2 separate regions of the Homo sapiens genome follow, and region 2 is linked to region 1. A link is an interaction called in ENCODE POLR2A ChIA-PET data of the cell type or tissue named here. Cell type or tissue: Panc1. All regions are shown on one strand. Each heading gives the region's core, and the rest is flanking DNA. Links, peaks and the distances in the headings are about the cores only.

The links. ChIA-PET counts read pairs that join two places held together with the same protein. Peaks named below come from ENCODE experiments on the same cell type or tissue, not always from the same donor. Only the 100,000 strongest peaks of a DNase experiment are listed, where the experiment ranks them.
Region 2: POLR2A ChIA-PET joins it to region 1 with 11 read pairs; 6 of 35 experiments call an interaction of 5 or more read pairs at or near these places.

What each region holds. Positions count from the first base shown.
Region 1 is chr2:200,936,799-200,953,530 of GRCh38, forward strand. ORC2 (origin recognition complex subunit 2) reads right to left here. Exons shown (of 18, transcript NM_006190.5): 5 at 12,756-12,845; 6 at 5,887-5,979; 7 at 4,450-4,481; 8 at 1,108-1,168. Among named protein-coding and RNA genes, the nearest start is that of ORC2, 18 kb to the right of the region's middle. In Panc1, for the core only: no CTCF peak of the experiment used is centred there; a DNase peak (open chromatin) is centred at 8,173; H3K27ac peaks cover 1,243 bases.
Region 2 is chr2:201,031,957-201,048,688 of GRCh38, forward strand. HYCC2 (hyccin PI4KA lipid kinase complex subunit 2) reads right to left here. Exons shown (of 13, transcript NM_001321623.1): 2 at 13,540-13,637. Among named protein-coding and RNA genes, the nearest start is that of HYCC2, 31 kb to the right of the region's middle. RefSeq lists enhancers at 10,712-11,223, 11,224-11,736. In Panc1, for the core only: no CTCF peak of the experiment used is centred there; no DNase peak of the experiment used is centred there.

The DNA of each region.
Region 1 (16,732 bases), core at 3,410-11,409:
TAATATAGCTAGTTTTACATTTATCAAATAAGAATAAAGCCAGTTTCACACTAAACAGGCATAAAACTGTTTTTAAAAGCTAACTTCCAAAATATGAGTGAAAAAACTTAAACAAATCAGCATATTTATTCTGAACAACAGATATACTGCAGAGGATTATCCCAAGTCAGCATGTAACAAATGTAGATATTAAAAAAAAAAAGAAAAAAAAAGGCTTGATTTTGTGGGCATATATAGCTCAGCAGATTCAGGTGTGCATTGACTGCTGCTCGTGGTACATGCACAGTTAGAAGTGGTGGCAGGTACCAGAAAGTATCTCTACCTTCTTTACATGTATGCTTCCTCCATGTAGGTATATATGTTTTGTGGTGATTAAGAAGGAAGAGGGAAGTTCACCTTCTCTCTAAAAAACAACCCATATTTGGGATGAGGAGAAAACATAAGACATGGGATATAGTTGACATGAAATAACAATCACAACTATACAGATCTTTTACTGCTTTAATATACCAAATCATTTAGCATTACCAATTTTATGGTGATTAAAAATACAGTTTTAACAACTCTATGAAATCCATACCTTGAAAAGAAAGGGCTATGAAGTATGAAGCCCTGATGTTAGGCTGAATTTAACAATGTTGACTAATACTATTATTGTCAAGGGTCAACATTATGAAAGGTGTTGACATCTTCCTGATATATAAAGGTCCAGTCATTTGCCTCAAAGTTCAATATTCAAAAATCTGAAACGATTTTTAATTTCCTAGAAGGCAGAAGCCATGTCTGTTTACTTGACTTTGTTTAGCATTCAGTACAACTATGAATATTTAATATTATTTCATTATAAAATTTCCAAATAAATCAATAGAATAATTTCCAAACTGTCTCAAAACAATTAAAAGGCATGTTATTTCATTGGAAAGACCTTTTAGCTGACTTCAATATACACTGACTACAATGTGAAAGACATGGTGCTAAGTGTTGCAACTAAAAGCCAAAGATTCAAAACACCAAGCAGTCTAAGTCTAGAACCTATATACTTAACTATTATTGCCTCTTGTTTAGATGCTACTTTTTATAAAAAGTCATGTAAAAACAAATACGTACCTATTAATCTTTTTCTTAGACTACGAGGTGCTGTTGACAGAAATTCACTTTTGTCATTGTTCTGTTTAGAAATAGAAAAAGCATTAAATAATAACATGGAAATTAATGACTGATCTGAGTGAAAGAGGCTAGAAAAAAAGAAAAATATTTTGCTTTCAATAGACTGCATTAGAACTAGATGAGCTTAGTTCCTAGAACTAGAAGATTATGACAAATGGGTTCAAACCATTCTCCTGCCTCAGACTCCCAAGTAGCTGTGATTATAGGCACGTGCCACCACACCCAGCTAATTTTTGTATTTTTAGCAGAGACAGGGTCTCACCATGTTGGCCAGGCTGGTCTCAAAACTCCTGACCTCAAGTGAACCGCCCACCTTAACCTCCCAAAGTACTGGGATTATGGGTGTGAGCCACAGCGCCCGGCCCAATGGAGTATTTTTTTAAAAGATAGTATTATGTAGCAATCATAAGTATGAAAGGGAACGGGCACCCCTATGTATATGGCAATGGGCCTTTTAATGTGCTAGAAATTTACTGGTGTTAAAGTATTACATTCTTTGAGGAGAGAAGGAGAGATTTACACTTTCTTACTTTCTGTATTTAAAAAATTGTAACTTTTTGTAGGAGTACAAAGTCTGTTTTTTTATAGAATACTTTAATACCATAAATTGTTAGCACATTAAAACATCCACTGTTATATACCTGTAAATTTCTAATAGTACTGATAAAAAAGTTAAAGTACCCTGTGATTTTGTCAACATGACAATATGACAAAAAAATTTAAGTTTATTGTCTTGTGATAGATTGCTGGTGTCATTAAAATCTGATTTGATTTTAAGAATAGTACTCTAGGCCGGGCACAGTGGCTCATGCCTGTGTAATCCCAGCATTTTGGGAGGCCAAGGCGGGCAGATCACCTGAGGTCGGGAGTTTGAGACCAGCCTGACCAACATGGAGAAATCCCGTCTCTACTAAAAATACAAAATTAGCCGGGCGTGCTGGTGCATGCCTGTAATCCCAGCTACTCGAGAGGTTGAGGCAGGACAACTGCTTGAACCTGGGAGGTGGAGGTTGCGGTGAGCCGAGATCACGTTATTGGACTCCAGCCTGGACAACACAATGAAACTCTTCCTCAGGGGGAAAAAAAAAAAAAAAGAATAGTACTCTAATAACTGAGCTAATCCCTTACCAATGGAATTACAGTATGTCTCAAATTTTTTGATCAAGATCCTCAAAAATTTTTACATTTTGTCATCTTGACCCAGTACACGTGTATATATAACTAAAAAAAATTATAAAACAGAAATTTAAAATTCTGTTCTACTTCATTTGTTAAAAATGCAGTTTATGTCCTATTAAACTGATTTCAAGATTGAGTATTGAGATAACTTATATATATCTACACAGCTTAAGTCTGAGAATTCACAACACCTGTGTCAAAATAACCACTGCAGAAAATTCCTGCTCAAAAAGACAAGACTAATAAATAATTTTTTCCTACTTGCTATAGAACATTTCTGCAAACTAATCTCTCTTGACAGTTTGCTCATTTGGGCAAACTGTTCTCCCTATCAGGACAACAGATTACTCCTAGGGCAAACAGCTTATCTTATCAACAGTTTAGTTATCAAGATACACTTTAAGACACGATCTTCACTGTGTCTACCAATCCTAAAATATCATGTCCCTAACTTTGCCCAATCCCAATCAGTTTACCATTTTGAAAAACCTGCTTTAAGCCACTTGAGCCCAGGATCCCCAAGCCCGATACATATTTTCTCTTGAACTTGCTTTTCTAAGACAGTACACTAAGATTCTGTCACAACGATGTTGTCTCTTATTGTGATAGGTAGCTTTGTTTCATCAACAGGTTTTTCTGGTTTTTTGGGAGAGTTGACAATATCTTCTAATGGGTTATAATCTATAACTTGAGAAAGAATAATCTAAATTCTTGATTAGATTATGGCAATGAGTTTTTTTCCTTTTATAGTGATAGAACACACAAGACATAAGAAAAAAGCATTATTAAAGACAAATGAAAGTCTGGCATGTCTAATCCCATACCTAGACTTGTCTAAATAGGACATTCCTGCACAGGCCATAACCATGGCCTTAAATGTCTATACTGACTGTGGAGACAAAAGTTACTCCATCTTGGATGCTAATCCATCACGTTAACTTCTGATTAGCCCCAGTCTCATGAATGCCTCCTGATTCCTACTTTATGTACTGCCTTCTGTGAAAGAACATGTCAACCTTGATATTATCACACAAATTACTGGCTACAATGCATATAGCATTCTTGCCCTCTTGACAATTAAAGAGGGTTGCCTTTAATTATCTTGCTGGAACATGTATACCCTTTCCTTATGGTAGGTAAGCCGTGGGTCTGGGGAGTAACACTGCAGAGAGCTACCTGTCTTGTGGCTGCCCAAGACCATGCTTCTGTCTCTAATAAAATACCCTTTACAGACAAACTAAACTTGTCTGCCTTGTCCTTTGGTTTCTTGGCTCCTTTGGCATTTGGGGGATGCTTTGCATATATGGCCCTTTCATGGAACACTCACCACTTGAAAAGGCATAATGAGAAAATTATACCACAAAAACACAAAGGAGGCCAGGCGTGGTGGCTCACACCTGAAATCCCAGTACTTTGAGAGGCCCAGGTGGATGGATCACTTGAGGTCAGGAGTTCAAGACCGGCCTGGCCAACATGGTGAAGCCTTGCCTCTACTAAAAATACAAAAATTAGCCAGGCGTGGTGGTGCACACCTGTAATCCCAGCTACTCAGGAGGCTGAGGTGTAAGAATCACTTGAACCTGGAAGGTGGAGGTTGCAGTGAGCCGAGACCACGCCACTGCACTCCAGCCTGGGCGACAGAGTAAGACTCCGTCTCAAAAACAAACAAACAAACAAAGAAAAAACCCCACAAAGGAGGAGATAAAAATATAGAGTAATGGATCTAATGCATCTTGGGATCAAACTGCACAACACTGCCCTCTTCCCCCTGCAAAAGAAACAGAACATGATACATAAAAGCAAAACCCCAAACATTTTCAGGCCAGCTACACACAGCAGAAAAAGCACAACAGTTGGGTCTGGGAGGCCTGGCTTCATTTTCTAGCTGTTCTCCTTCCTAGTCAAGTGAACTCACACAAGTCACTTTACCTCTCTGAACCTCAAATTCTCCACCTATAAGTTAGGTATTTAACTGCCAAATATCTGTAAATTACAAAGCACTATATAAATTAAGAGATCAATTTTTTCATTGAATTTCTGGCAATTTTTCATCATGTCTTACTTTGTAACACTAAGGCTTTTGCTTTTTAGTCAATTGCTTACCTTCGGTTGAACCTTGTCTGAAGCAGAATGGCCTAAAGAATGAAACAAAAAGCCATGACTTACTACGGACACTTCACTTTTCATTGTGGTCTAGTTTCATTAAAAGTAAAGTTTGCCAGGCATGGTGGCTCACATCTGTAATCCCAGCACTTTGGGAGGCAAGGCAGGAAGATTGCTTGAGGCCAGGAGTTCAAGACCAACCTGAGCATCATAGCGTGATCCTGTGTCTATTCAAAAAATTAAAAATTAAAAAAAAAAAAAAAAAGCAAAGTTGCAGCTTCTACATAGAAGCCACCACATTATTACTGAATTATAAATTAATTCCATCTCCACCGGAGGATTATCACTATTAGTTTCATGATTACTCACATTTTTAACAGCTACTTCCTGCATTTCTGTAGCATTCTAACAAGAAAAACGGAGCCCTTTTAAATTTTGATTATTGAAAAGTACAACTGTCCAGGAGCGGTGGCTCACGCCCGTAATCCCAGCACTTTGGGAGGCCAAGGCAGGAGGATCGCTTGAGGTCAGGAGTTAGAAAACAGCCTGACCAACAGGGTGAAACCCCATTTCTACTAAAAATGCAAAAATTAGCTGGGCATGTTGGCAGGTACCTGTAATCCCAGTTATTCAGGAGTCTGAGGCAGGAGAATTGCTTGAACCCAGAAGGCAGAGGTTGCAATGAGCCAAGATCACACCACTGCACTCCAGCACTCCAGCACTCCAGCCTGGGTGAAAAGCGAGACTCCTTCTCAAAAAAAAAGAAAAAAAAAAAAGTACAATGGAGCCAGACACAATGCGGTGTGCTTATAGGCCCTGTTACACGAGAGGCTGAGGCTAGAGGATCACTTGAGCCCAGGAATTCAAGGCTTTAATAGTGTGCTGTAATTGTGCCTGTGAATAGCCAATGCACTTCAGCCTGGGCAACATAGCGAGACCCTGTCTCTAAAAAATGAAAAAAACAGAAATGTCGGCAAGTGACATTGGTGTTCAAAAACAAAAACAAAAATATAAATAAAGAGCAACGAAATGTACACTTTTTAATCTAGTTAGAATGGATCATTCAAAAACAGCTGCTCCACAATCTGTAAGACTTCCAAACTCCAAACGCCTTATTTCATATAGTATTTCCCAAAGCCAAATCTTCTATAAATAATTGGCTAACTCAAGCACATGACAACAGGACTTAAAGACTATTTCTGGTTAACCCTGTCAATTTGCACAACTTCAGTTAGCACAGATATTTTTCCCTCTTACTGACTGCTAAACACGGGTATACTAAGGTACATGAGTTGAAATATTAATTGCATTTTGTTGAATGAATTTTCAGAAAAGAAGAAAATATATATAAAAATTCACAAACAAGGAAAAAAGTAACATGCTCTATCTTGAAGCAACTATGAAAATTCTTTTCAAAGAACTAATGTAATGTCTTACCCTTGCTACTTTGAGGAACGTTTATCGTAATCTCAGGATCATTCTTCAAACTGAATGAAACACTTTTTTGTGGTGTTTTTGCTAGTTCTGAAGCTGTAAACAAAGAAATATATAAAAACCTTTTAAAGGACAACAGTAGATAAAGAGGGAAATAACCTTATTACGCTTACAAAAATTCTTTAAAAACCTCTGTTACTTTTATCAGAAAAATAATCCTACCCATATTAGGAGTAATACTGCTTTCACCTTTATTAGCTGTCTTCCCAGAATCTTCAAATTTTCCTTCATATTACCCACAGATTTCTTTAAAAGAAAATACAAATAACTAACTTTGACCTTGCTGCTTTCTCTAATTACCATACTCTCCTCTCCATCAACCACTTATGTTCCTTTCATTTCTTACCATATATAGTTGAGGCACATCTTTGATGGGGGGTGAGAAAGAAGGGCCAGAAAGTGAGATCTAAAATCAAGTGAAAACTGTGCAGAGTTAAAATTATACTTTAAAATCTTTTAAATCTTCCATAAAGTGTGAACAGTTTATTTTGTGCCAAAAAGTCTATAATACATATAAATAATACATAAAATAGAGTGTTGAACAGATGGCCATTTCTTCAACCGAGAATAAATGGAATAGTGGTCTTTTGTTTAGGGGCCATTTTATTTTTACTTTAACAATTTTCTTTCTCTCGCTTTTTTTTTCTAAAGACCAAAGACCAAATCACTTATAATAGAGGCCATTTTAAATAAAAAAATATAAGTGTTATCTTTAATGATGCTCTCACACTCACACCATGAGAGGCATGTGGAAAATGAACCCAAATGAAGAAACAGATTTACCTTTTCCAAGTTAACTCTCACACTGGGACACTGTTCACTGAGAAAAAGGGCACATACCAAATTAACTGCTTTTTTGCTTTTTTTCTCTAAATGGAGAAGGTGTAGTTAAATTTGTACAAGTGAAAGCCATTTTACTGGCTCCTAAACCTTTCTAACCTGCCCCCATTTTTATCCTCCAGTCTTGAAACTGACCCAAAATACTCATAACAATCTCTACAAATGAATTGGCTGCTTCTTCTTCCTTAATCCCTTCGGTCTTCTATATGATTCACTAAGTTTTTTTTTTTTTTTTAATCTTCCCTTGATATTAATTCCTCCATTTGAGTCTTATGACATTATCCTGGTTCCCAAGCTACTGGTTGTGGTTATTTCATCTCTTCTTCACTGTCCTCAGCCTCCTCAACATTCTAGGCATACTTAAGGCTCAGTCCTTGCTCTTCTCTTTATGTCATTTTTGGATTAAAGGCTGATTCACAGGATAGGGAAAAAACTTCATATGAAAAGAAGCAACAAAAGCAACTTAGCTGAGATCATTTTGGTGTTATACTGAAACATAAAAATGCTCCACCTGATTTTAAATAACTATTAAACTACAAAGGAGCCAGGGAGAAAAGAATAAAAAGGAAGAATTGAAGAGGATTAAGAACAAGATAGTCTCTTTTTTTTTGAGATAGAGTCTTGCTCTGTCGCCCAGGCTGGAGTGCAGTGGTGCGATCTCAGCTCACTGCACCCTCTGCCTCCCAGGTTCAAGCAGTTATCCAGCCTCAGCCTCCTGAGTAGCTGGGATTACACATGTGTGCCATCATGCCCACCTAATTTTTTGTATTTTTAGTAGAGCGGGGGTTTCACCATGCTGGCCAGGCTAGTCTCAAACTCCTGACCTCGTGATCTGCCTGCCTTGGCCTCCCAAAGTGCTGGGATTACAGGTGTGAGCCACCGCGCCCGGCTAAGATAGTCATTTTTGTGAGCACACAGAGATAGGCAGACATTCCAACACCTCTTGGATGACTCAACATGTCTAATAAGCACCAGGCACAATGCCTAGTACAAGTACCTGTCGCCCAGGAGTACACTGGCGTGATCATGGCTCACTGCAGCCTTGACCTCCTGGGCCCAAGCAATCCTCCCACCTCAAACTCCCAAATAGCTGAGACCACAGGCGTGCGCCACTATGCCTAGCTAATTTTTAAATTTTTGTAGAGACTGGGTCTTCCTATGTTGCTCAGGCTGGTTTCAAACTCCTGGCCTCAAGTTCTCCTCCCGCCTCGGCCTCTCAAAGTGCTAAGATTACAAGCATGAGTCACCACGCCCAGCGGTGAATCACTATTTAACACATAACTTTGTGTTTAGTTATGACTATGAATGGCAAAAAGTTACAGTGTTTCTTTATGTCAGGGGTCAGCAAGCTATAAGTCTATGGGGCCAAACCCAGCCTTTCCACTTGTTTTAAGTACAGCTTTATGTAGCCACACCATCCATACGTATTGTCTGTGGCTGCTTTTCAGCTACAACAGCCAAGTTCAGTAGTCACAACAGAGACTGTCTAGCTCACAGAGCTGAAAATATTTACTGTCTGGCCCTTTACAGAAAAAGCTGGCTGACCTTTGCTCTGTATTAATCATCTACATGCACACTTTCAATGCATGTGTACAGTTTTTATTCTTTTCTTGCTCCTATGTCATATTTGTTTTTGATGATATTAAATGAAATGTAATGGCATGGCTGTTGACTCTATTAATAGAAAATTAGACCTGGACATGGTGGCTCAAGCCTATAATCCCAGCACTTTGGGAGACCGAGGTGGGTGGATCACTTGAGTCTAGGAGTTCGAGACCAGACTGGGCAACATGAAGAAACCCTGTCTCTACAAAAGAATAGAAAAATTAGCCAGGTGTGGTGGCGTGTGACTTTAGCCCGAGCTAAAGGGACACTGAGGAAAGGAAGCTGAGGCAGGAAAATTGCTTGAGCCTAGGACATGGAAGTTGCAGCAAGCCAAGATTACACCACACGTTCCAGCCGGGGCAATACAGTGAGACCCTTAAAAAAAATTATGATATTATTTGTGGGCTTGCAAAAAAAAATAGGGCATAAATTTTGTATCTTTATATTCATTATTCTATTAATTCATCTGTATTGTATTTTACACAATAAACTGGTCTCTGTCTAATGATAGCTTTAGATTAGTCTATTATCTGGTCCTATCTAACCAATCTATTTTCTAATTTTTTTAAAAAGATACTTATTTTCTTTTACCTCATTTATATTTATCTGCTCCTCTGTTGATGAACATTTAGCTTGATTCCATATCCTGGATATTGCAAAATAATACTGCAATGAACACGGGAGTGCAGATATCTCTTCGACATACTCATTTCATACCCTTTGGGTATATATCTAGTAGTGGGATTGCTGGATCTCAATCTATTTTTAATTTACCCATTTATTTCTCCAGCCTGACTGAACTCCTCACTTTCTTCTCTACCTGGTACTTCTACTTTTGCTCTTTTGTTTACATTTATTTTCTTACTCTAGATACATTCTCTGTATTTTACAAAGCCTTCCTATCTAACTTATAGTCTATTTCTAGCCCTATATCTTGGTTAGCCCAATTATATGAAAATCTATTTTTTTTTTTAATTTTTTTTTATAGAGACAAGGTCTCACTAGGTTGCACGGGCTGGTCTCAAACTCCTGGGCTTAAGTGATCCTCTTACCTTTTCCTCTCAAAGTGTTGGGATTATAGGTGTGAGCTACCATGCCTGGACAAAATCATCATTTATACTCAGAATAACATATGATTTTCTGGCAGATCATGTTATTTATTAAATATTAAGGCATTCTATTTTACTGATATATTTAGATGTAAACACAATTAGCAACAATACTTAATGAGTCAATGAAATTCATTAAAGAGCATCATAACTAAACAAAGATTATAGAAAGTCTGATCAGTCTGTTAAACTGCGTTCCTGAAATTTCATGGTCATAATAATAAAGACGAAATATCTATAAAACTATCTTCTCATGACTTTAAAATGTGTATTTCTTTCAGATATGATGACAGAAATGCGCAGAATGAGGATAATATTCCAGTTTTATGCAGTGCTTACAAATACAACACATTATCATCTTTAAGTTATGAGCATGCTAATTCTCCAAATGGAGAACTACTACTTGATTACTCCTGTGAGTTCTATTTCACTTTACAATAATAATTCTCCTCTTTCTCCAGTGGTATTTCTTTGTCCTGCACCATTGTCCTAGGGTTTCATTTTGGTCTTGCTGTCTACTTTATCTTTCTAATTATTACATCAGCATTTCTTCTCTGGTTTCTCAGTGCTCCTATACAGGATTCAGTCATTTTTATAGATTTAAAAACTTAATTTCTTGTTTTTTCAGATGGAGTCTCTTTCTGTCACCCAGGCTGGAGTGCAGTGGTGCAATCTTGGCTCACTGCAACCTCCACGTTCTGGGTTCAAGTGATTCTCCTGCCTCAGCCTCCCAGGTAGCCAGAATTACAGGTGTGTGCCACCACACCCAGCTAATTTTTGTATTTTTAGTAGAGCTGGGTTTCACCATGTTGGCCAGGCTGGTCTTGAACTCCTGACCTCAAGTGATCCACCTACCTCGGCCTCCCAAAGTGCTGGGATTACAGGAGCGAGCCACCGCGACCAACCAAAAAAACTTAATTTCTTGATGTAGATAATAAATACTAAGAAACACATCAATTAATGTAAATTATTGTATGTACCATGTTATGTTCAAAATCAGTAATGTATTTAATGTTACACATTTTAGAAAAACTAAACTGATTTTGGCAACTGATTAACTTATATTCAGAAATACAGGTTTTATAATTACTTCTCATATATTCCTCATCAGTGTCAACATTTAACATATTTTATTTTTACTTGACCTTGAATGTTTACATGTGTCATTGGCTACAGTGATTGAATAAAAACAAACCACTGAAGAAATATCCATAGGTGTTTTATAATTATACGTTATAAGCCCTCTTTTTCAACTATTACATTTACCAGGTGGATAATTATTATACTTTTGTTCCTGACTTTTTGGTATTTCCAAACTTTGTATTTATATACCTTTATAATTTTCAAAGTGCTTTCACATATATTATTTCCCTTCCTTACTGCTTTCAAAAATGATGACCCCCTCATACCACAAGATCGAAATACAGTGCCATCTGATTTTTTTGTTTTTGTTTTTTTGAGACAGGGTTTCACTCTGTCACCCAGGCTGGAGTGTAGTGGTGTGATCATGGCTCACTGCAACCTTGAACCCCTAGGCTCAAGTCATCCTCCTGCTTCAGCCTCCCAAGTAGCTGGGACTATAGGCATGTACCACCATGCCTGGCTAATTTTTTAATTTTCTTTTTTTTTTTGAGACTGAGTCTCGCTCTGTCGCCCAGGCTGGAGTGCAGTGGCGCGATCTCGGCTCACTGCAAGCTCCGCCTCCCGGGTTCACGCCATTCTCCTGCCTCAACCTCCCGAGTAGCTGGGACTACAGTCGCCCGCCACCACGCCTGGCTAATTTTTTTTTTTGTATTTTTAGTAGAGACGGGGTTTCACTGTGTTAGCCAGGATGGTCTCGATCTTCTGACCTTGTGATCCACCTGCCTCGGCCTCCCAAAGTGCTGGGATTACAGGCGTGAGCCACTGCACCCAGCCTAATTTTTAAATTTTCTGTAGAGACAGGGTTTCGCTATGTTGCCCAGGCTGGTACTGAACTACTGGCCTCAAGCGATCCTCCTGTCTTGGCCACCCAAAGTGCTGAGATTACAGGCATGAGCTACCATGCCTGGCCTGAATTTTGAAAAATAATTGACAGTTTAATTTTAAGGTTATATGTAATTTATTACAGCTTAGTTCTCTGAAAATCAGCAACTGAAGTGTTAATTGGTATAGGTGGTAACTCAAGTAAGAAAAATGTTAGAAGACCATTACTAATAACTTTATATAAGCATTTTTCTGTAATATAAACAACATTTTTCCATATACAGGGTAAAACTCTGGGTTTTTTTGTTTGTTTGTTTTTTGAGATGGAGTCTTGTTCTGTCACCCAGGCTGGAGTGCAATGGCACAATCTCGGCTCACTGCAACCTCTGCCTCCCAGGTTCAAGTGATTCTCCTGCCTCAGCCTCCTGGATAGCTAGGACTACAGGCACGTGCCACCACGCCTGGCTCATTTTTCGTATTTTTAGTAGAGACGGGGTTTTACCATGTTAGCCAGGCTGGTCTCAAACTCTTGACCTCAAGGGATCTGCCTGCCTCCTGCCTCAGCTTCCCAAAGTGCTGGGATTACAGCCGTGAGCAACCATGCCCAGCAAAACTCTTATTTATTAATCAATTCAGAATATCTCTATGTGATTCTCACTTGTTACTTCAAAAAAATTTGTGAAGAAACTAAGCTATGGCCGGGCATGGTGACTCATGCCTGTAATCCCAGCACTTTGGGAAGCCGAGGTGGGTGGATCACTTGAGGTTTGGAGTTTGAGACCAACCTGGCCAACATGGTGAAACCCCTTCTCTACTAAAAATACAAAAAAATTAGCCGGGTGTGGTGGAGCACACCTGTAGTCTCAGCTACTCAGGAGGCTGAGGCAGGAGAATTGCTTGAACCCAGGAGGTGGAGGTTGCAGTGAGCCGAGATTGCACCACTGCACTCCAGCTTGGGCAACAGAGTGAGACTCCACCTTTAAAAAAAAAAAAAAAGAAACTAAGCTACATATTTTGGAGAGGACTAAAGAAAAACAAAGACTGTGCACATACTACAAGAAGCTTATAATCTAGCTGAAAACAGAAGACATCTGAGCATGAAAAAAACAAATGAACTTAATTGTGCTTAATATAACATCCTTCTTTTAGGGAACGTCTCATTATTCCCTAAACCATAGGGAATCTCTCTTCATTCTTTTAGGAAATGTAGTGGTATAATAATCATGGGGAATGTGGTTAAATCTACCTTAGGAAAGATGAGTAATAGTTATAGAAATCAGAAAAGCAACATACCTAATTTAGCCATCTTTTCAGAGTGTTTTCTATTCTGAAAAGAATAAACTTTATTTCCACCACCTGTAGCAGAGCCATTTTTCAATGATTCTGAAAGAAAAAAATGCAATATACATTTAGGAAAAAAGAACAAAATTAACAGAAAAAAATTTTAACAAAAAAACTTAAGATTTGTACCCCTCATAGCCTTGCATAAAGATTTAACTATATTTATATATAAAATATTTGGAAATACATAGTAAAGAAAACAGGCTATGAAACTGTTTATATAAGTTTTAACATGCTATTCAAAGATACACAGACATCTATGTAAAAATACAAAACCATAGCAAAACCCCAGATTAGAGGGATATGCATTCAATTCCTAGTAACAGTTGTCCCTGGGAAGGGAGGACTAAAGGGAGTTTTTTGGTTATATTTATTTTCTGAAGCAAAGATGAAAAGTACAATTGTTGAGGTTGAGATTTAAACAGCTGTTTTATGGTAGAAGCTTTCTTGGCCGGGCGCAGTGGCTCACACCTGTAATCCCAGCACTTTGGGAGGCTGAGCCAGGTGATCACGAGGTCAGGAGATTGAGAGCATCCTGGCTAACACAGTGAAACCTCGTCTCTACTGAAAATACAAAAAATTAGCCGGGCATGGGGGCACATGCCTGTAGTTCCAGCTACTCAGGAGGCTGAGGCAGAAGAATTGCTTGAACCTGGGAGGCAGAGGTTGCGGTGAGCAGAGATTGTGCCACTGCACTCCAGCCTCGGTGATAAAGTGATAAAGTATCAAAAAAAAAAGCTTTCTTCACAGATCCTGACTTAACTGACATTCTTCAATCTCCTCTTTAAATATCAACTGCTACCTACAACACAGTGAACATTCATTTCTAGTATCCTACTTTCTATCACAGCAATTTCCAACATGTGGCCTGAGGGTTGCTAGGATCCCTGAGGTCAAAATTACTTCGTAATAATACTAAGACATTAATTAACTTTTGACTCTCAAACAAGAGTGTACAGTGAGGTATGCCAGAGACGACATGATGTGATAACAAGTTACCATATTGACTAATGGAATGCGTGAAGAAGAAAATCCAGTTGCCTTCAATGAAGCCAGACATTAAAAATAGAAAACAATGCCCTCCTCATTAAGTTATTGAAAGTTGTTTTCATTTAAATATATGTAATTTTTGTCAATACTTAATGGATTTATTAGAAAATGGTGTCAAACTTTCCAAAGTGTGTGCTCATCCTCCTTATTAAGCTTTCCTAGTGATCTGTATTTCCACCAACGCTTGGTTTTATCCAAACTCCTTAATCTTTGTCAAACAATGGGTATAAACTGAAGAGAGGCGTCTTAAATTTGTATTTCCTTAATCATTAATGACACTGAACATTTTTTTACAGGTTTCTTCTCAGAAAAAATATCTTCTTTACGCTGTGGCTTGTCTTTACACTCTTTTTATGGTGTCATTTGAAGGAAAGTGCTGGTTTCTTATAAAATAGACTTTACACTAGTCTTTTTACTGTCTCCACAGTTTTGCATTTTCCAGAATGTCATATAGTTGGAATCATACAGTATGTAGCCTTTTCAGATTGGCTTATTTCACTTAGTAACATACTTTTAAGGTCCTTTCATATCTTGTTCATGGCTTGATAGCTCTTTTTTATTTAAGTGCTGAATACTCCATGGTCAGGATGTGCCAGTTTGTTCATCCATTCATCTACTGAACGACCTCTTTGTTGCTTCCAAGTTTTGGCCATTGTGAATGAAATTGCTATAAAGGTCCACCTGCAGGTTTTTGTGTGGACATAAGTATTCAACTCATTTGGGTAAATACTAAGAAACATAACTACTGGATTATATAGTTAGAGTATGTTGAGTTTCATAAGCAGCAGCACAGCTGTTTTTCATGGGGCTGCACCATTTTGCATTAACTAGAGATAAATGAGTTCTTGCTGCTCCACATCCTAATCAGTATTTGGTGGTATTCGTGTTTTGGATTTTGGCTATTCTAATAGGTGTATAGTGGTATCTCATTTTGTTTTAATTTGCAATTCCCTAATGATATGATATTGAGCATATTTTCATATGCTTATTGGCCATCTGTTTATTTTCCTTGGTAATAAAGAATAAAAATAGATGGCAAATAAGCATATGGTATCTGTTCAAATACCTATTTGCCTATTTTTTAATTAAATTGTTTTCTTATTGCTGAATTTTAAAAGCTCTTTGTATATTTTGGATTAAAAGTCCTTTATCAGACATGTCTTCTGCAACATTTTCTTCTAGTCTGTAGTCTTCTCACTTTCTTGAGAAACAATGAATTTTAATTAGTTGAATTTGTCAATCTTTTCTTTTGATTACATATTTTCTAAGAAAACTTTCTGTAATCAAGACCAAAACCATATTCTCTTATATTTTTGTCTAAAAGCATTTACAATTTGCTTTTCATGTTTAAATAATTAAGGTAATTAATCTGTTTATAAAGGGAGGTAGAGGGCCTTTTTTTTAAAATGGGAATATACAATTGTCCCATCACCATTTACTGACCAGTTCATCACTAGCCCAGTGATCTGCAATGCTACTTCTACAGTATATCTAGTTTTCATATATGCACAAATCTATTTATGGAGAACTTGTTACTGCAATGATAGAACTACAACTAGAATATATAATTAGAATATAGAATGTATAACTATATATTTATATAATTTATTTATTTATTTATTTTTTGAGACGGAGTCTCACTCTGTCGCCCAGGCTGGAGTGCAGTGGCACGATCTAGGCTCACTGCAAGCTCTGCCTCCTGGGTTCATGCCATTCTCCTGCCTCCACCTCCCGAGTAGCTGGGACTACAGTCGCCCGCCACCACACCCGGCTAATTTTTTTTGTATTTTTAGTAGGGACAGGGTTTCACTGTGTTAGCCAGGATGGTCTCGATCTCCTGACCTCATGATCCACCCACCTTGGCCTCCCAAAGTGCTGGGATTACAGGCATGAGCCACCGCGCCCGGCCTATATAATTTATTTTTGTCTGAATGTCAAATATAGACAAAATATAAACTTGAAAAAGTTATTAACTAAAACAACTGGTTTTAAATAAGGTGAGAATGAGAAACTGTAAAAGATTTAAGAGAAAATTTGAGAAACATGAAAGCCTACTACACTCAGATAGCATCAAAAGTATCATTAAGTTATCAGTTTATTGGAAGAAAATGAAACTGGAAAATTCCAGTTGATGCATTATGGATATGATAGCTTAAAAATTAAAAAAAAAAAAAGCAGGCTGGGCATAATTGCTTACACCTCTAATCTCAGCACTTTGGATAGGCTGAGGCTGGCAGATCACTTGAGCCTAGGGGTTTGAGACCAGCCTGGTCAACATGGTGAGACTCCACCTCTACAAAATATACAAAAACTAGCCAGGCATGGTGGTCCGCACCTGTAGTTGCAGCTACTCAGGAGGCTTAGGTGGGAGGATCACCTGAGCCCAGGGAGGCTAAGGTTGCAGTGAGCCTTGATTGTGCCACTGCACTCCAGCCTAGGTGACAGAGTGAGACCCTGTCTCAAAAAAAAAAAAAAAAAAAAAGGCAATACTGTTCAACCAGCTGATCTCCAACAAACTTACATTCAAAGACTCAAGTCCTACATCAAAATCAATCACTACTGCATTAGTTACACTAATAAAAAGTTACAAACAATCCAAAAGTATAATATAGAAAACCACACATTATTTATATATTAGAATGCAATACTACTAGCTATTACAGTTCTTTTTGTCCGAAGACTGACCTCTGAGAATTTAACGATATGTTAAATTTAAAAGAAAATAAAACCACCGCCTCATATCCATTAAAAGGGCTACTGTTTTTTTTTTTTTTTAAAAAAGGAAATAGGTGTTGGTAAGAACGTGGAGAAATTGGAACCCTTGTACACTGTAGGTTGATATGTAAAATGGTGCAGCCACTGTGCAAAAAGTATGGTGG
Region 2 (16,732 bases), core at 5,083-13,082, 97 kb after region 1:
TATTTTATTTTATTTTATTTTTTGAGACAGAGTCTCGCTCTGTTGCCCAGGCTGGAGTGTAGTGGCACAATCTCGATCACTGCAACCTCCACCTCCCGGATTCAAGCAATTCTCCCGCCTCAGCCTCCCGAGTATCTGGGATTACAGGCATGTGCCACCATGCCCGGCTAATTTTTTGTATTTTTGGTAGAGATGGGGTTTCACCATGTTGCCCAAGCTGGTCTCGAACTCCTGACTTCAAGTGATCAGTCTGCCTTGGCCTCCCACAGTCCTGGGATTACAGGTGTCAGCCACCACGCCCAGCCTATTTACTGTCATTTTATAATATACTTTAATATATAACAGTACAAGCTTTATCCTAATTCATTTTTTCTAAAAATATATTTCATCATTATTGCCTGCCTTATTCTTGAAGATGAATATTAGACTTTTGATAATAAATTCCTTCCCCACATCCTATCCTCAGGAGAATTTATAAATTAATTCCAAATTACATCTTCACAATACTGAGTTATCCCACAGAGAAGCACAGCACTGCTCTTTCTTAAAAATCTTCTTTCATATGTCTTAGTATAAATTTTGTATTTTCTTCATAGAGGTCAACACAATTTCCAATTAATTCCTACGTGGTTTTTATATTTTGATGCAATTACGATTGAGATTCGCTTCCATTATCTTTTCTAACTAGTTATTGTTACACAAAAATTAAGAACTTTTTTTTTAGAGACAGGTCTCTGTCACCTCAGCTGGACTGCAGTGGTGCAATCATAGCTCACTGTAGTCTCAAACTCCTTGGCTCAGTTGATCCTCCTGCCTCAGCCTCCTGAGTAGCTGAGATTATACACGTGTGCCACTACGCCTGGCTAATTTTTTATAATTTTGTTTTTTGTAGAGACAGGGTCTTACTATGTTGCCCAGGCTACAAAAACATTTTTTAAACATCAAAATTAAAAGTTTTTTAGATAATTATAATTATTCAAAACATTTTAAATGGTTTAAATCAAGAAGTCTATGTTTTAGGAGAAATGTATAAACAAGTCATCTTTTAGCTAACTACAAGGCATTTGTTTTTTTTTTAAATGTATATTACTACTTTACTGAAAAGGGCAAGAAAAAACTACAATTGGTCCATTTTTTTTCAAATGTTCTCTAAAGAACATAAACTGCCTTTAGAAATCAAAAAGCTATTTGTATGTGTGTGTATGTGTGTGTGTGTGTGTGTGTGTGTGTGTGTGTGTGTGAGAGAGAGAGAGAGAGAGAGATGAGATCTCTCTCTGTTTCCCAGGCTGGAATGCAGTGACACAATCAGGGCTCACTGCAGCCTCACAGCCTTGACTTTCCAGGCTCAAGCAATCTTCACACCTCAGCCCCCTAAGTAGCTGGTACTATAGGCATGTGCCACCATGCTTGGCTAATTTATTTTATTTTATTTTATTTTATTTTATTTTATTTTATTTTATTTTTTGAGACGGAGTCTCCCTCTATCGCCCAGACTGGAGTGCAGTGGCGCGATCTCGGCTCACTGCAAGCTCCGCCTCCCGGGTTCACGCCATTCTCCTGCCTCAGCCTCCCAAGTAGCTGGGACTACAGGCGCCCGCCACCACGCCCGGCTAATTTTTTTGTATTTTTAGTAGAGATGGGGTTTCACCATGTTAGCCGGTATGGTCTCGATCTCCTGACCTCGTGATCTGCCCGCCTCGGCCTCCCAAAGTGCTGGGATTACAGGTGTAAGCGACGGCACCCAGCCCAATTTTTTTTGTTGTATATAGAGAGCGGGTTTTCCTATGTTGCCCAGATTGGTCTCACTCCTGGGCTCAAGCACTCTTCCCATCTCGGCCTCTCAAAGTGCTGAAATTACAGGCATGAGCCACTGCACCCAGCCAAGCCAAATACTTTTTAAAAAGCAACACAAATCTTTTAATTTGATATATACTTTATCAGAATCCCTGTCTGATATAGGGTCCAGAATATTTATTTTGGAAAAGTCCCTCAAGTAATCCTGATGACCATCCTCTAGTTTAAAAAAAAAAAAAAAGTACCATCTCCAGGCTAAATTACTATTTTAAATTCCTATTTGATCTTTCCTATAACCACAAATTTAGCACATTAAATATCTATAGTTTCCACCCATACCACTTAAAAAAATGACTAAAAATGAAATACCTTTAAATAGAGAAATATAGTGGTATTAATTATAATCATAACACATATTTCCCAACTCTATAAAAATACTACTAGTTTTAAGACAGTAATTTATTAAGTACTTTAAAAGACAATATGAAATAATATTTTATGAAAAAGAAAACAAAAAGCTTAACTAAATCTGGGTGCTTCTGTTTTGGGTGCATATATATTTAGGATAGTTAGCTCTTCTTGTTGAATTGATCCCTTTACCATTATGTAATGGCCTTCTTTGTCTCTTCTGATCTTTGTTGGTTTAAAGTCTGTTTTATCAGAAACTAGGATTGCAACCCCTGCTTTTTTTTGTTTTCCATTTGCTGGGTAGATCTTCCTCCATCCCTTTATTTTGAGCCTATGTGTGTCTCTGCACATGAGATGGGTCTCCTGAATACAGCACACTGATGGGTCTTGACTCTTTATCCAATTTGCCAGTCTATGTCTTTTAATTGGAGGATTTAGCCCATTTACATTTAAGGTTAATATTGTTATGTGTGAATTTGATCCTGTCATTATGATGTTAGCTGGTTATTTTGCTCGTTAGTTGATGCAGTTTCTTCCTAGCCTCAATGGTCTTTACAATTTGGCATGTTTTTGCAGTGGCTGGTACCGGTTGTTCCTTTCCATGTTTACTGCTTCCTTCAGGAGCTCTTTTAGGGCAGGCCTGGTGGTGACAAAATCTCTCAGCATTCGCTTGTCTGTATTTTATTTCTCCTTCACTTATGAAGCTTAGTTTGGCTGGATATGAAATTCTGGGTTGAAAATTCTTTTCTTTAAGAATGTTGAATATTGGCCCCCACTCTCTTCTGGCTTGTAGAGTTTCTGCTGAGAGATCCGCTGTTAGTCTGATGGGCTTCCCTTTGTGGGCAACCCGACCTTTCTCTCTGGCTGTCCTTCACATTTTTTCCTTCATTTCAACTTTGGTGAATCTGACAATTATGTGTCTTGGAGTTGCTCCTCTTGAGGAGTATCTTTGTGGCGTTCTCTGTATTTCCTGAATTTGAATGTTGGCCTGCCTTGCTAGATTGGGGAAGTTCTCCTGGATAATCTCCTGCAGAGTGTTTTCCAACTTGGTTCCATTCTCCCCGTCACTTTCAGGTACACCAATCAGACGTAGATTTGGTCTTTTCATATAGTCCCATATTTCTTGGAGGCTTTGTTCGTTTCTTTTTATTCTTTTTTCTCTAAACTTCTCTTTTCGCTTCATTTCATTCATTTCATCTTCCATCACTGATACCCTTTCTTCCAGTTGATTGAATCGGCTACTGAGGCTTGTGCATTCGTCACGTCGTTCTCGTGCCGTGGTTTTCAGCTCCATCAGGTCCTTTAAGGACTTCTCTGCATTGGTTATTCTAGTTAGCCATTCATCTAATCTTTTTTCAAGGTTTTTAACTTCTTTGCCACGGGTTCGAACTTCCTCCTTTAGCTCGGAGTAGTCTGATCGTCTGAAGCCTTCTTCTCTCAACTCATCAAAGTCATTCTCCGTCCAGCTTTGTTCCATTGCTGGTGAGGAGCTGCGTTCCTTTGGAGGAGGAGAGGTGCTCTGATTTTTAGAATTTTCAGTTTTTCTGCTCTGTTTTTTCCCCATCTTTGTGGTTTTATCTACCTTTGGTCTTTGATGATGGTGACGTTCAGATGGGGTTTTGGTGTGGATGTCCTTTCTGTTAGTTAATTTTCCTTCTAATAGTCAGGACCCTCAGCTGCAGGTCTGTTGGAGTTTGCCGGAGGTCCACTCCAGACCCTGTTTGCCTGGATATCAGCAGTGGAGGCTGCAGAACAGCGGATATTGGTGAACAGCAAATGTTGCTGCCTGATCGTTCCTCTGGAAGTTTTGTCTCAGAGGAGTACCCGGCCGTGTGAGGTGTCAGTCTGTCCCTACTGGGGGGGTGCCTCCAAATAGATGCAATAAAAAATGATAAAGGGGATATCACCACCGATCCCACAGAAATACAAACTACCATCAGAGAATATTATAAACACCTCTACACAAACAAACTAGAAAATCTAGAAGAAATGGATAAATTCCTGGACACATATACCCTCCCAAGACTAAACCAGGAAGAAGCTGAATCTCTGAATTGACCAATAACAGGCTCTGAAATTGAGGCAATAATTAATAGCTTACCAATCAAAAAGAGTCCAGGACTAAATGGATTCACAGCCAAATTCTACCAGAGGTATAAGGAGGAGCTGGTACCATTCCTTCTAAAACTATTCCAATCAACAGAAAAAGAGGGAATCCTCCCTAACTCATTTTATGAGGCCAGCATCATCCTGATACCAAAGCCTGGCAGAGACACAACAAAAAAAGAAAATTTTAGACCAATATCCCTGATGTGAACATCAATGCAAAAATCCTCAATAAAATACTGGCAAACCGAATCCAGCAACACATCAAAAAGCTTATCCACCATGATCAAGTGGGCTTCATCCCTGGGATGCAAGGCTGGTTCAACAAACGCAAATCAATAAAAGTAATCCAGCATATAAACAGAACCAAAGACAAAAACCACATGATTATCTCAATAGATGCAGAAAAGGCCTTTGACAAAATTCAACAACCCTTCATGCTAAAAACTCTCAATAAATTAGATACTGATGGAACATATCTCAAAATAATAAGAGCTATCTATGACAAACCCACAGCCAATATCATACTGAATGGACAAAAACTGGAAGCATTCCCTTTGAAAACTGGCACAAGATAGGGATGCCCTCTCTCACCACTCCTATTCAACATAGTGTTGGAAGTTCTGGCCAGGGCAATCAGGCAAGAGAAAGAAATAAAGGGTATTCAACTAGGAAAAGAGGAAGTCAAATTGTCCCTGTTTGCAGATGACATGATTGTATATCTAGAAAACCCCATCGTCTCTGCCCAAAATCTCCTTAAGCTGATAAGCAACTTCAGCAAAGTCTCAGGATACAAAATCAATGTGCAAAAATCACAAGCATTCTTATACACCAATAACAGACAAACAGAGCCAAATCATGAGTGAACTCCCATTCACAATTGCTTCAAAGAGAATAAAATATCTAGGAATCCAACTTACAAGACATGTGAAGGACTTCTTCAAGAACTACAAACCACTGCTCAATGAAATAAAAGAGGGCATAAAAAAATGGAAGAACATTCCATGCTCATGGGTAGGAAGAATCAATATCGTGAAAATGGCCATACTGCCCAAGGTAATTTATACATTCATTGCCATCCCCATCAAGCTACCAATGACCTTCTTCACAGAATTGGAAAAAACTACTTTAAAGTTCACATGGAACCAAAAAAGAGCCCGCATTGCCAAGTCAATCCTAAGCCAAAAGAACAAAGCTGGAGGCATCACACTACCTGACTTCAAACTATACTACAAGGCTACAGTAACCAAAACAGCATGGTACTGGTACCAAAAGAGAGATATAGACCAATGGAACAGAACAGAGCCCTCAGAAATAATGCCACATATCTACAACTATCTGATCTTTGACAAACCTGACAAAAACAAGAAATGGGGAAAGGATTCTTTATTTAATAAATGGTGCTGGGAAAACTGGCTAGCCATAAGTAGAAAGCTGAATCTGGATGCCTTCCTTATACCTTATACAAAAATTAATTCAAGATGGATTAAAGACTTAAATGTTAGACCTAAAACCATAAAAACCCTAGAAGAAAACCTAGGCAATACCATTCAGGACATAGGCATGGGCAAGGACTTCATGTCTAAAACACCAAAAGTAATGGCAACAAAAGCCAAAATTGACAAATGGGATCTAATTAAACTAAAGAGCTTCTGCACAGCAAAAGAAACTACCATCAGAGTGAACAGGCAACCTACAGAATGAGAGAAAATTTTTGCAATCTTCCCATCTGACAAAGGGCTAATATCCAGAATCTACAATGAACTCAAACAAATTTACAAGAAAAAAACAAACAACCCCATCAAAAAGTGGGCAAAGAATATGAACAGACACTTCTCAAAAGAAGACATTTATGCAGCCAAAAGACACATGAAAAAATGCTCATCATCACTGGCCATCAGAGTAATGCAAATCAAAACCACAATGAGATACCATCTTACACCAGTTAGAATGGCGATCATTACAAAGTCAGGAAACAACAGGTACTGGAGAGGATGTGGAGAAATAGGAACACTTTTACACTGTTGGTGGGACTGTAAACTAGTTCAACCATTGTGGAAGTCAGTGTGGCGATTCCTCAGGGATCTAGAACTAGAAATACCATTTGACCCAGCCATCCTATTGCTGGGTATATACCCAAAGGAATATAAACCATGCTGCTATAAAGACACATTCACATGTATGTTTACTGCGGCACTATTCACAACAGCAAAGACTTGGAACCAACCCAAATGTCCATCAATGATAGACTAGATTAAGAAAATGTGGCACATATACACTATGGAATACTATGCAGCCATAAAAAAGGATGAGTTCATGTCCTTTGTAGGGACATGGAAGAAGCTGGAAACCATCATTCTCAGCAAACTATCGCAAGGACAAAAAACCAAACACCACATGTTCTCACTCATAGGTGGGAATTGGAACAATGAAAACACATCGACACAGGAAGGGGAACATCACACACCGGGGCCTGTTGTGGGGTAGGGGGAGAGGGGAGGGATAGCATTAGGAGATATACCTAATGTTAAATGATGAGTTAGTGGGTGCAGTACACCAACATGGCACATGTATACATACGTAACAAACCTGCATGTTGTGCACATGTACTCTAAAACTTAAAGTATAATTAAAAAAAAGAAAAAGACTTGCAAATTGTTGATTAAAAAAAAAAAGCTTAACTAAAAGACAAGCGTATAAGGTCTTCCACAGAACCACATGCCACTTTTTAAAAATTATCCTTTATGTTTCTGGCCACCTTTGGTCTTTGTACCTGACACCTGGCATTCTCTCCCAGCTCTGTATATGGCTGGAATAGACTCAGTTCATGTATCACCTCCTTATAGAACCTTTCCCTATATACTTTAATCAGCTACCTCTACCTTCCTCCTCCCTCCAACCCCATTACTCTGCCCATTTTCTTCATAGCATTTAGCATAATCTGTAATTAACGTTATTTGTTTACTTAATGTCTGTCTTTTCTACTGGAATCTGTACTTTACAGGGACAGGCACTGTATCCCAAGTGACAGGCATATAGCAGGCATCCAATCATCTGTTGATTTTGAGCACCTTCAGCACTGACAGTGTTATTTCTGGCCATAACAAAACCTGAGATTTCTGTTTTCTAAGTTAAACTTTATAATTTTACTTGGAAAACTAAATACCAAATGGAAGTTAAATACCTTCTTCAAATATCGTCCAGAAATTTTTGACAAGTAGATGTTGTCCCAGATGCATGAATTAGTAACACTAACCTTGCCAAGGTTTGATATAAGAGACTGAATGATTTGGCAATTTTGTTGTCTTTTTTTCGGTCAGGCAATCTTCTACTGAGATAATTGTTCATTTCAAAGCTGTATCATACAGTGATATACAGCAGATATTTTAAACAACAATTAGGGACACAAATCCAATTAATATTTCAACCCCACATGGTGCCGCTAATACCAACTAACTGAATAAAAGAATACATAAAGTTAAATTCTAGAAATACCAAGTATAGATGACTACTACTACTTCACAATTTACTTGGCTGGTCGCTGAAAAGTTTCTTCAGACAAGTCACACCTCAATTTCTAAAAATATCAAAATGTGAAAAAAAAATGTGTCTTAAAAGTGAGGAAATAGGCTGGGCACAGTGGCTCACGCCTGTAATCCCAGCACTTTGGGAGGCCGAGGTGGGCAGATCACAAGGTCAGGAGATCGAGACCATCCTGGCCAACACGGTGAAACCCCGTCTCTACTAAAAATACAAACAATTAGCCAGGCGTGGTGGTGGATGCCTGTAATCCCAGCTACTTGGGAGGCTGGGGCAGAGAATTGCTTGAACCCAGGAGGCAGAGGTTGCAGTGAGCCGAGACCGCGCCACTGCACTCTAGCCTGGCGACAGAGTGAGACTCTGTCTCAAAAAAAAAAAAAAAGTGAGGAAATAAATTACTAGCGAGCCTATTAAGTATAAACATGGTACCAGGTGTTTCCTATATTTTATCTGATTTAACAACAGGTGGCACAATGTAGTGGTGTACAGCAGCAGTTCTCAGCTTTTTTTGGCCTCAGAATTTCTTTCATTAAAAAAGTTCATTTATTAATTCATTTGAAAATAAGCCTATTACATGTTAACATTTTAAGGTGAAAATTATGTTCTTCTAAAACAAAAACAAATTGAGAATAGCATTTTGTTGTTATTGCTTTTGTTTTTTTTTTTTTGTGAATCTCATAATTTTTTTTTGTTTGTTCATTTTTTTGAGACAAAGTCTCTGTTGCCCAGGCTGGAGTGCAGTGGCAAAATCTCAGCTCACTGCAACCTCCACCTCCCAGATTCAAGCAATTCTGCCTCAGCCTCCGAGTAGCTGGGATCACAGGCATGCACCACCATATCCGGCTAATTTTTTTATTTTTAGTACAGATGGGGTTTCACCATGTTGGCCAGGCTGGTCTCGGACTCCTGACCTCAAGTGATCCACCTGCCTCAGCCTCCCAAAACGCTGTGATTACAGGCGTGAGCCACTGTGCCCAGCCTCATAATTGCTTCTGCATTCAATCTGTTGCAGAAAAACCTCACTGTATATTTATGACAGAATGACAGTGAAGATGGCAAATACTGTCTTTATATTAATATGAAAAATAGTTTTGACCTTATGGACCCCCTTAAAGGATCCTGAGGATCACATTTTGATCACAAACCCTGGAGCAAGGTTGCCTAAGGTTAAGGTCACTTACTAGCTATGTTTAAACCCTTGTACCCTCTTACTAGCTATACTCAAACCCGCTGTCCCTCATTTCAAAACTGGGAATAGCGGTACCTACTTCATATAGTTTTTGTATACTTAGAACAGTTCTTATCACAAGATAAACATTACATAAGTGTTTGCTATAAGCATTATATAATCTCCATGATACTATGTCCTATGAAGTAGCTTGTTATTCTCATCTAATAGATAAGAAAATTAAAGTGTAAATGGGTGTGTGACCTATACAAGGTAACACAGTTTAAGTGGCAGAACTCAGATTTGAATCTAATGCCATAATTTTGAAATCTATGATTGAAAAAGGCACTATGCAATCTGGTCCCTGTCTTATGGTTCATACTACTCTCCCCACAGCTTTCTATGTTCTGGCCATACTCTCCTTTGAGTTTCTCTACAGCTTTACGTGCACCTTAACTCCAGCACATCTGTGCAGGCTGTTCCAGCCTAGAATGCTGTCCTGCTCCTGCTACTTAAGTGGCTGGCTCCTTCTGATCTTGTAAGTCTCAGCAGCCTTTCTGAACCACTTTATGTAAATAGCAGCTCTTCTTCCATTCCCCAGTATTTTCCATTCCAACACAAGATTTATTTCCTGCCTAGAACTTCGGGGTTTGTAACTTCTTTATCAGACCTCATTACTTACTAATTGTCCATCTCCCCACTGGATTGTAAATTCCAAGAGAACAGGGTACATTTTTGCATTGCTCACTACTATGCATTCAAAGCTAACAAAGATACTATGATTTCTGGATGTAAGACGGGTACTTAAAAAACATATATATAGTCAATGAACCATACTGTTTATATGTCCTCAGACAACTCATTTAAACCCTTTGGGCTTCAGTTTCCTACAATGATTAGTTATTTTCCAACTCTAAAATCCTAAAAATATATTTTAGTACCTTCATTTGAAAAATAGAATAGTCTCTCTCCCCCTCCCCCTCCCCTTTGCACGGTCCTCCTCTCCCCTTTGCACAGTCTCCCTCTGATGCCGAGCCGAGGCTGGACTGTACTGCCGCCATCTCGGCTCACTGCAGCCTCCCTGCCTGATTCTCCTGCCTCAGACTGCCAAGTGCCTGGGATTGCAGGCACATGCCGCCACACCTGACTGGTTTTCGTATTTTTTGGTGGAGACAGGGTTTCGCCGTGTTGGCCGGGCTGGTCTCCAGCTCCTGACCGCGAGTGGTCTGCCAGCCTCGGCCTCCCGAGGTGCCGGGATTGCAGACGGAGTCTCGCTCACTCAATGCTCAATGTTGCCCAGGCTGGAGTGCAGTGGCGTGATCTCGGATCGCTACAACCTACACCTCCCAGCCGCCTGCCTTGGCCTCCCAAAGTGCTGAGATTGCAGCCTCTGCCCGGCCGCCACCCCATCTAGGAAGTGAGGAGCGTCTCTGCCCGGCCGCCCATCATCTGGGATGTGGGGAGCACCTCTGCCCCACCGCCCCGTCTGAGATGTGAAGAGTGCCTCTGCCCCGCCGCGACCCCGTCTGGGAACTGAGGAGTGTCTCTGCCCCGCCGCCACCCCGTCTGGGAGGTGAGGAGCGTCTCTGACCAGCCGCCCCGTCTGAGAAGTGAGGAGCCCATCCGCCCAGCAGCCGCCCCGTCTGGGGGAGCCCCTCCGCCTGGCAGCCGCCCCATCCGGGAAGTGAGGAGCGTCTCCGCCCGGCAGCCGCCCAGTCCGGGAGCTGGGGGGCAGCCCCCGCCCGGCCAGCCGCCCCGTCCGGGAGGTGGGGGGCAGCCCCCGCCCGCCGCCCCGTCTGGGAGGTGGGGGGCGCCTCTGCCCAGCCACCCAGTCTGGGAAGTGGGGAGCCCCTCTGCCCGGCCGCCACCCCGTCTGGGAGGTGGGGGGGCCCCTCTGCCCGGCCGCCCCGTCTGGGAAGTGAGGAGCCCCTCTGCCCGGCCGCCACCCCGTCTGGGAGGTGTACCCAACAGCTCATTGAGAATGGGCCATGATGACAATGGCGGTTTTGTGGAATAGAAAAGGGGGAAATGTGGGGAAAAGAGAGATCAGACTGTTATTGTGTCTGTGTAGAAAGAAGTAGACATAGGAGACTCCATTTCGTTCTGTACTAGGAAAAATTCTTCTGCCTTGGGATGCTGTTAATCTATAACCTTACCCCCAACCCCGTGCTCTCTGAAACATGAGCTGTGTCCACTAAGGGTTAAATGGATTAAGGGCGGTGCAAGTTGTGCTTTGTTAAACAGATGCTTGAAGGCAGAATACTCCTTAAGAGTCATCACCACTCCCTAATCTCAACTACCCAGGGACACAAACACTGCGGAAGGTGGCAGGGCCCTCTGCCTAGGAAAACCAGAGACCTTTGTTCACATGTTTATCTGCTGACCTTCCCTCCACTATTGTCCTATGACCCTGCCAAATCCTCCTCTCCGAGAAACACCCAAGAATGATCAATAAATACTAAAAAAAAAAAAAAAAAGAAAGAAAAATAGAATAGTACTGGTTACAGAGAAATTCTGTAAACATATATTTTCTTTTTTTCTTTTTTTTTTTTTTGAGACAGAGTCTCACTCTGTTGCCTAGGCTAGAGTGCAGTGGCGTGATCTCAGCTCACTGCAAGCTCCGTCTCCCAGGTTCACGCCATTCTCCTGCCTCAGCCTCCCGAGTACCTGGGACTACAGGCGCCTGCCACCATGCCTGGCTAATTTTTTGTATTTTTAGTAGAGACAGGGATTCACTGTGCTAGCCAGGATGGTCTCGATCTCCTGACCTCGTGATCCACCCGCCTCAGCCTCCCAAAGTGCTGGGATTACAGGTGTGAGCCACCGCGCCTGGCCAAACATGTATTTTCTAACCAGGCACAGCACTCTTAGTACATAGAGATATCTACAGAGCACAGCTACAAATAGACTGCAAGCTATCTTTTATTTTTTGAGATGGGGTCTCGCTATCTTGCCCCAGCTGGTCTTGAACTCCTGGGCTCAAACAATCCTCCCACCTCAGCCTCCTGAATAGCTGAGATTACAGCATACGCTACAGTGCCTGGACTTGCAACCTTTCTGTTTATCTAACCATAAAATATAAAATTCTGAAGATCATTTCTCCTACTGTATATTACATCACCTGGTAAAAACTATACTTAAAAGAACTCAAGCTGATATTCCAGCATGCAGCTTAATTCAGATCCATACTGCCTTAGTTCCAGAATGTATAACAAAGAGGCTATCACAGAAAATGACTATCTTTATGATAACTATGACAATGATGACCTTTTTATTATTAATAGTATTACCATTATTTAGAGATGAGTTCTTGCTACATTGCCCAGGCTGGTTTTGAACTCCTGGCCCCAAGCAATCCTCCCGCCTTGGGATTAGAGCTAGGATTACAAGTGTGCACCACTGTACCAGAGATGGTAATGGCAACCTTTATTAGCAAGCCCTAACTACAACATAATGAACAAAATAATAAGCTGCTGGAATGTGATCTGAAGAAGGTAAAGAACTACTTGCAGGGAAGAAAACTCACAGTTTTTGTCCAAGCTCTCTAAGTACAATAATATGTGTCCTTGGGAAAGCTACTTAAGTAATCTCTGTCTTCAAATTCCTTACTTATAAAATGAGAATAATGCATGTCGCTATGACAAAGGTTTATTTTTAAAGATCTGATAAATCAACACACGTAAGGTCTTACTTAGAACAGTGACTGTACAACATAAGTCTTCAATGGATGCTTGCTACTATTATTATTATAGAAATATTATCAATATAATTATTTAATGGTTTGAACAATTTAGGAGGCATTTTTTTCCTTTATAGTACAGAGATTATTCATCCATTCTTTCAACTAATATGCACTGTGAATACCAATTACATGCTAGGTACCAAGTAAAATGTTAAAGATACAACAGTGAGCAAAACTAACTGTGGTAAGTGCTCTCAAAGGTTTCTTGTGGATCAAAATTATGGGATAAACCAAGCTATACAATTATCAGGACAACATATGAAATAGCCAGTGATGGTTTTGCTACTGCTAATTTTCAAACTTGACCAACAACTATGAAGATATTTCAAGGTGTAAGTCTAAAACTTAGGCATTTAAGACATACTATTAGTATAATTACCAAATTTCCTAAGGCAAAGCCCAGAGCTGCACTGACTAAAATAGGAAGCTACTTGTGGCTAGAGTCTCCTATATTGGACGGCACAGATATAGAATATAGCCATCATCAAAGAAGTTCTATTGGACAGCATCGATCTAGATGTAGCCGGATAATGCAATTATGCTGAGTAAATTCAATTCTTCAATAAAGTTTAGATAACAGAAAGGTTTTTAAAAAACACATTTATAAAAGGGAAAAACTTTCAAAATAGAATTCAAAGGCAATAATTAAGATGTCATTATGTTAGGTAAAACTGCTCAATAAATAGAAGCTATCCAGCAAAGATTACCAAAAATGCTAACATGTCTAATGATATAGAAAATTTATTCTTTATCCTTTAAAAAGTTAAAGTCTTAATTTTACCTGTATTAAGATCAGTTTTCTAAAGGAGGAGGTGGCACAGGAATTCGGCAGAGTTCAAGTGGGGAATTCATTTGTTAAGAGTTAAATATTTTCCAATTCTATAAAAAATAAAAATAGAAAACTGAAATATTGAGGTAATATTCTCAAGAATGTAATACAAAGAACAGTTTTGATAGGCATTTACAATATAGCTTATCTAATTTTAAGAAATAATTATAGATCCAAAACATTTCTGTAATAACTAGCATACTTGTATACCTTTATCAAACCTAATTAAAAAGCATTATTTTGAAGACAGAAAGTCTGAATTTTAATTTCAAATTTGCCATTAATTATCTATAAGACCTTGAGTAGATTACTTAAATTATCTGGAGCCTCACTTGCATTATTTGTAAAATTAAGTCCCTTCCAGACAAAAATTCTATGACTCTTTTGAAACATGTTACAGTGATTTTTCTTTCTCTCTCTCTCATACACAGACACACAAACACACAATCATTTTAAAAATACCCTCATTAAAATCGTAATATGCAGTATAAAACCAAGCTTAAATAATAAGTATCATAAGCTACAAAATTATTTTGGATGGGTTTCACATAACTGAAAAACTTATCTTTTTTAGAAAAGAACACAAAAAATGCTCTTACTGAATTTTTGGCAGAAAAACACATTAAAAGATTTTGTCAGAATCATTTTCAAATTGCTAAAATGGAGACTTTTCTTAGAAAGTAATAACTATTTTCATGTGTTTGCTGACTACATTATGCTCTACCTTTCTTTGATACAAAGAATACTGTGATAAAATTCTCTTAGAATTATTTTAACTGAAGATGTGTCAGGACCCCCTACTCCACCACAGCAGCTGACACTTTATCTCATACACTGGGCTTTCACATGTGAGTTTTGTTTTATGAGAAGGTTCTGCAGTGGGGGGGAAGAACTTGAAAAGGGCTAAGGGAGTATCTCTGGAAAGACACAAAAGAGACTGGTAGTACTTTGAGAAGGGGCACTTGATATCATGGAAATAGGGTGGGAAAGACTCTCTTTTTGTACCTTGGGAATTTTGAACCACAACCACCAAGATGACTGCCAAATTTTTGAAGCAGTCTATAGGCAGAATGGCTATGTGGGGAATCTCTACAGAGACAAATCTCCCACAGACTTCAGGGCCAAGGAGATAGATACTCAGTAGACTCTCAGTTTAAAAAGTGACAAAGAAAAAGGCCAAATGACAAGAACAATGAGTTTATTAAACTTTAAGACAACCCTAAAATAGCTCAATCCCTGTCTGGTTGAAGGTAATTAGGTCCTTACCAATTTGTGCAACAGAGAAAAATGTGATCCCTACTGGGAACACTGCATAGCACCTCTATGGTTCTTTCATATACAAAGTCTGGCACACAATTTAAAAATTACTAAAAATACAAAGGGATAAAAAAAGTGACCAATAATTAAGAGAAAACTAGACAAGAGAATCAGACTCACAGATAATTGTAAAATGAAGTTAACACACAAGGACAATTATTTAAAGTAATCCTGATTAATAGAAAATAGAAGGGGAAATGTACAAAACTGCTGAAGATGCAACATTTCACTAATGGATTAGGAACTACAAAAATAATTAAATAAGCACTCTAGAACCGAAAAATACAATATGTGAAATTAAGAACTCAATATAGAGCCCTCTCAGTGCAGCCGGCAGCACATCAGTCTCATAATCTGAAGAATTTAATATATTGGTCTTAGAGCAAATGAGACACAGCAGAATACAGGATGAGTAAACTAGAAGACAAATCAATAAAAAAATACCCAAACTGAAGCATAAAGGGAAAAGAATGGAAGAGAGAGGAAGGGGAAAGGGAAAGTAGTGAAAGGAGGAGAGGGAGAGGTTTAAGAGAAATGTGATGCACACTCACAATGTCTAATGTGTGTGTGTGTGTCACAGTTCTCATATATATATATATATATATACACACACACATATAAAACAGAAGTCCTAGAAAAGTAGATAAATTGATAAATGCAATATTCTAAGAAAGAATAACTGGGAGTTTTCAAAAACTGATGACAGAAATCAATCTAGAAATTCAGAACGCTCTGCCAACACCAAGCAGGACATATTAAAAGAAAATTCTACCCAGGATGCCGTAAACTAGAGAAGGAAGGGAAGAAGTAAGGATGGAGAAAAAAATCATAAAAAAGCAGCCATAGGAAAAAAAAAAGAGTTGCTCTTCAAAAAACAGTAAGACTCACAAATTTCTCAACAGAAACAACAGAAGCCAAAATATAATAGAATAACACTGTTAAAGGGCCAAAGAGAAAATAACTGCTAATCTAGAATACTATGCCCAGCAAAACTATCCTTCAAAAATAAAGGTGAAATTTTAAAATTTGCAAAAAAAAAAAAAAAAAAAATCTCACCTTCAAGCCTGTACTAAAAGAAACTTAAAAGGAATTATTCAGACAGAAGGAAATTATCCTAAATCATAAACATGGAAATGTAGGAAGAAATAAACAATATCATCCGCTCAGTTCTGGGGCATAAAAAATATATATATCGGGGTAAACAGTATAAGGAAATGTTAATAGTGACAGTTCAAAACAGTAACTGAAATGCCTTATAAGGTTTAAAGGTTCTAAGATTTTAGCAGTTGTGTGACACTAGTAATAGTAATAGTTTGTATTATACTGTAAAAAGTTAAAGAAGGAAGTTGTAATTTCTAGGATAACCATTACAACAAAATTATATACATATATCAAACAAGTTAGAAGGAAAATATAATATTTAATCTAAAAGCAGGCAAGAAATAGGAAAAAAAACCAGATGGGACAAATAGCAAATGACAGTAAGATTATACATATAAACCCAACTATATTAATAATTATATTACAGTATATAGACCAAGCTTGTCCAACTCACAGCCCAGGGAGGGCTTTGAATATGGCCCGACACAAATTTGTAAACTTTCTTAAAACATGATGAGATTTTTTTTTTGCAATTTTTTTTGCAATTTTTTTTTTTTTTTAAGCTCATCAGCTATCATTCGTGTTAGTGTATTTTATGTATGGCCCAAGACAATTCTTCTGCTTCCAGTATGACCCAGGGAAGCCAAAAGAGTAGATACCCCGATGTAGAAAAAATTCTTCTAGTAAAAGACGAATTTTGTCAGACTGGATTAAACAAGAAGCACAG